Regions from separate parts of the Homo sapiens genome. Here region 2 is linked to region 1. Evidence: chromatin loops called from intact Hi-C (ENCODE). Cell type or tissue: OCI-LY7. All regions are shown on one strand.

Evidence for each region. Peaks named below come from ENCODE experiments on the same cell type or tissue, not always from the same donor. Only the 100,000 strongest peaks of a DNase experiment are listed, where the experiment ranks them.
Region 2: a loop joins it to region 1, with 2.7 times the contacts of the local background. A loop is called at or near these places in 6 of 110 quality-filtered maps.

What each region holds. Positions count from the first base shown.
Region 1 is chr5:156,823,849-156,826,348 of GRCh38, forward strand. No RefSeq gene overlaps it. Among named protein-coding and RNA genes, the nearest start is that of PPP1R2B, 25 kb to the right of the region's middle. In OCI-LY7, CTCF peaks have their summits at 1,130 (motif pointing left) and 1,334; DNase peaks (open chromatin) are centred at 1,123 and 2,493; H3K4me3 peaks cover 1,623 bases; H3K27ac peaks cover 2,498 bases.
Region 2 is chr5:156,671,268-156,673,767 of GRCh38, forward strand. All of the region lies in intron 7 of SGCD (sarcoglycan delta), which reads left to right. Among named protein-coding and RNA genes, the nearest start is that of PPP1R2B, 180 kb to the right of the region's middle. In OCI-LY7, no CTCF peak of the experiment used is centred here; no DNase peak of the experiment used is centred here.

The DNA.
Region 1 (2,500 bases):
TGGCTCTCTCAGACTTTCAGCTCTCCTGTCTATAAGAGGCAGATTCTCAGGGTTGGGAGAGGCTTCTAGGTGCTTCCCTTCTATGGCTTCCTTCCTAGTACATTCACAATAGAAAATTACCTAGCACTGAAAATTTGTTAGTAATCTTAACTTTCCCAACCTCTCCTAGATCAAATGAGGTTAACTGGATATTCAACATTTCTAGTCTACCATCCCGTCAGACAGCTGAACAATGCATTTTCTTTTCTTTGGATTAAAAAAAAAAAAAAAAAGATGCAGTTGCCAAAGACAAGGAATTCCTATGCATCTCCCAAGGAACTTTCTCTCATCATGCTAGAGCCAATTAGCTCAAACTAGAAGTTGGAGGCAAAATAATTCAAGTTAGAAGATAAAACATCCAAGTTATAGTCCACAGAGATTATAACTTGTTATCCTAGGAGTGTCATATCTGGCCCACAGATGGGTCTTGATTTTTTAAGTTTGAACCAGCCTATGTAAATGACAAAAATTCACATAAAAATCCAGATTTCCCATTTCTCTTGAAAAATCTGAAGATCCCACCTGTGTGAGGACACCCTCACCTCGCTGGCATGTGACGCTGCTGGCGCCTTTATACATTCCCTATTGCCTCCCTCACATGCGGCCAAGGGTTGTTTGAGTTTTATCATCATGTTTTTGCAGTCCTTTTTTAAACCATAGAAGAAATTTTTTTTCTGAATCAGTACTGGAGATAGTAAAGATACACCAAGTGGCCTGATCAAGAAAACAGGAAACAGCAAATGTGTATGCAGAAAAAAGAGCACCCCTTCTATTCATTAGGCTAAGGAGGGTCCACTTGACTTTCCTGCCTGTCTGACCCTAGGGGCATTTAAGTTTGAGATCCTGATGTAGAAATTTGGGAAGCTCAGGGTGGTAGAAACCACCCCTGAACAGGAATCAGCTGTTCCTTCTCCATGACTTAGCCCCTTCATCCACGAACAAAGCTGGTTGTGCTAGATGGTCCCCTCCTGGTTTGGACAGAAAATCTAAGATTCTGTATTCCAACAAAACCCAAAAGTCTCTGAAAAGGACAACCTGATTCAGTTCCTGCCAGGGTAAGTAAAGACAATACTGACACCCAGTGGTCCATTAACCAGCTCCATTTAATGCCCTAAAATTCCCAAGGACTGCTGAGTAAACGTTTAGGTGCTGCCAAAACCTTCTTCATGTCCCAAAGATACAGGAAACAAAAGATCAACAAAAATTAATGACACTGAAACAAAAGATAGCATGTACTGGTTTGTTTTCTAAGCCTCTCTGGTGAGGATCTGGCTATATCTTGTTTGGCTTAAACATATTCATTATATCAAAGCATTTGTATTCAACAATGTATTTCCCTTACATCATGAAAACAAATACGCTTTTAAAAATACAAGGCTTATTTCCCAGGAGGTAAAAGCCCAAATACCCTAAACTGTTTTATAATGATTTCTTTGATTTGTTAATTAGTCTTCTAAACCCTGAAAAGTAAATAATAAACATCTGAGATTATGAGGACAGGAACTCCATTTGACTAGTTTCTGTGAGGATCTCACCACAGCCTCACATCCTTAAATTTGGAATAATGAGGTTACTACAGCAGTGAAGGCCGAGGCAGAAATGGCAGGAAAAACACATTTTGAGAACGTCTTTCACTTCCAATAGGCTAATAACTACCAGAGTTTTAAAATCAGCACGATCTCAAATATAACACTTGATGACATTTAGTCTGACTGTTGATTGAAGTAAAATAAAAGAGTAAAAAAAAATGTATTTTAGTAATTTTTATTTCACATTGAACGCTTTTGATTTTGTCAAAAAGGATAAGTGGCCTGGCCTTCCAATGCTGACATAAGCTGACATCTCATTGTAATACTTTAAATCAGACTTCAGAATATGGCATTGGTGAGCAGCGTGGGAAGACTTCATGCTAGTGAAAAAAACACCCAAGGAACGTGCCTTTTTGTTAGTGAAAAAGGCAACAGCTGGTATCATGACACAAATGAAAGGCTCAAGACAGACATTCAGGTAAAAAAAAGTAAAATGACTCACAGACTCCCTGTCCTGTCATACACAATGAAACTAGTGGAAAAAATAGAAAAATAAATAAATCAGCCACAACCAAAAAAGAGAATTGAATGCCATAATATGCAAAAGACAGTGGCCAAGAAAGGAGGCTGGCTCCCAGAAGGTGCTGAAACTCCCGAGACTGTTCCTTGATACTCCCAAATTGGATAAGAAACGCAAGGAGGATGATGTCCTCTTTGCCCCTTTTGATTTCAAGGAAGTACACAGAAATGGCCTGAGGTGGGGAAAAATGAAAAGAGAAGAGAATAGTCAAATCGACCCCCTTGTGCAGAAGCGCAGGCTACTAGACTCCATGCTAAATTGGGGGAAGCATTTAGAAGGTATCACCCTGCACTTCATTAAGTGGAGCAATCGCAGGTTTAGGACAGAAAACAAAATGTAAGAAAGAGGAACA
Region 2 (2,500 bases), 150 kb before region 1:
GATTCTTTTTTTTTTTTTTTTTTGAGACAGAGTCTCGCTCTGTCACCCAGGCTGGAGTGCAGTGGCTCAATTTTGGCTCACTGCAACCTCTGCCTCCTGGGTTCAAGTGATTCTCCCGCCTCAGCCTCCTGAGTAGCTGTGATTACAAGCTCACACCACTACACCTGGCTAATTTTTGTATTTTTTAGGAGAGAAGGGGTTTCACCATGTTGGTCAGGCTGGTCTCGAACTCTGGACCTCAGGTGATCCACCCACCTCGGCCTCCCAAAGTGCTGGGATTACAGGCATGAGCCACTGTGCCTGGCCCTATTCATTTTTAAGAATGAAGCAGTAAGAGTCTGCTGGAAAGTTTTGTGTACATAGATGGGACTTATTGGGTGGCAGGCTTCTAGGTAGAAGCATGAGCTGGGATTTTTAGGTGGATGCTTTGTGTCAGTGCATTTTGCATTGTCATAAAGGAATACCTGAGATTGAGTAATTTATAAAGAAAAGAGGGTCATTTGGCTCACAGTTCCACATGCTGTGTAAGAAGCATGGCACTGGCATCTGCTAGGCTTCTTGTGAAGCCTCAGGAAGCTTTTACCTGTGGCAGAAGACAAGAGGAGCCAGCATGTCACATGGCAAGAGAAAGGGAATAAGAAAGAGACACCGGGCTCTTTAAAACAACCAGCTCCCATGTGAAATAATAGAGTGAGAACTCCACTGTGAAGGCACAGTAGAGTTTATTTATTAGGGACCTGCCCCCATGACCCAAACACCTCCTCTAGGCCCTGCCTCCATCACTGGGAGCCACATTTTAATATAAATTTGAAAAGGATAAATATCCAAAGTATATCAGACCCCAAATGTCAGAATCTGTAGGTATTTTCTCTTGGGCTGGTCATTTTCCCCAGAGAGAAATCCTAATCCCTTGCTTGGGATACATCTGGTTGTCAATATTGTTCATATTGGAGTGTTGGAGGTTTCACTCTTAAATATGTAAGTTTTCATATAATTCCATTTTTAGTCCAGCACTGTTACCCTCAGCTGTCCTGGTATCACAGATTCCAGAGTTAACCTCAAGTCTTAAACAGTAAGGGTGGTCTGGTTGCCAGGATGTACATAGTGAAGAAACAGTCTCTAGGGGTCTTATGGTTTCTCACAGAGACCTAAACAAATCTTCCTGAGTGCAGCCCCACCAGATGCTCCCAGCCACAGAGGTGCCTGGTAGCTCTGATTCCTGGGCCTGGCCATGAATTTACAGCTTGAATCAACCCACAGCTCTGTCTTCACCAAACCCACAGGCTCTTAGCTTTTAGCTTCCCGTCATCTGCCAAGGAAATTACTATTTGTTGCTTGCTTTTCAACTTCCAAAGCATTGTTGACATGTTTCTTCTGTTCTTACTTCTTCTCTCTCCCTTCGTCCCTTCATCCTTATGGGTTTGGGTCATTTTAGGGTCCATTTATAGCCATTGTATGAGTGTTTCAGGAAAGAGCAGAGGTAGACAAAGGTGTTCAGTTCAGCGTTTAATCAGAAGTCCTCTGTCCCCTGTCCGTAGGCTTTAGATATCCTGCCCTTCTCTTGTTTGCTGTAGAGTGCCTTAGAGCCTTTATGTTGCCGTTCTCTTTTCTTGAAGCACTCGTCTCTACATTTTTCTAGATAATTCTATTTATTTTTCAAGTCTCAGCTTTAATGTCTTTTCCTAACCTAAGGACATCTTTCTTGGTACACCCTAGGCTCACTGTACTTCCCCTATTACACACATACGCAGTGCCCTACACGTCTTCATTTTTGGATTCATTGACTGAAATGTCTTCCACCTTTGCCATTGTCTGCAAGGGGTTTCAAGTTAGATGAATCATTACAAATCCATTCCCCTCAAAAGTGTGTGTTCAGCCAGCATAAAGATAAGTAACTGTCTGCAACACATTGTTTATGAAGGAGGGCTGTCAAAGCTTTCCTGGGGTCTGTAGTTATGCCTAAGCACATATTTATCTCATGCCTTTCTTTTTTCTATTCATAATATATCATTTCCGAAAGAGAATAATCCATTCCTCTTTCATTTACTGAAAGCAGTTTTAAAACTTCACATTCCTTTTTTGTTCATGGGCTGTGCAATAGTCACGCTTCAGCAGAACTGTGCTTAATTTGAAGCCCCTGGCCTACGGTTCCTATTCATCTTCTCAAGCATGGTTGTCGTAATTCACAGAGGAAGGCCAAGTCCTCTTTTACCCAGTTATACCTTTCATTGCCGCTTCCTATTCACAACGGAAGATGAGTTTCCAGTTCTTTGAGCTTTTTTCACAAATATAACCTGACTCGTTAATGATAATTTTCCTTGCCTGGCATCTGGGCTCAAACACACTCACTCCAGAATAACAAAGCACAGAGGAATTTGAATCCCTTGACAATCCAAGCACCATATCCCTAACCTTGAATAGAAAATAGATGCTAATAAATTCAGGGTCTTAAAAATGTGAATTATAGTCACTTCACACTTCGTGGCAGCTTCATGCTGAA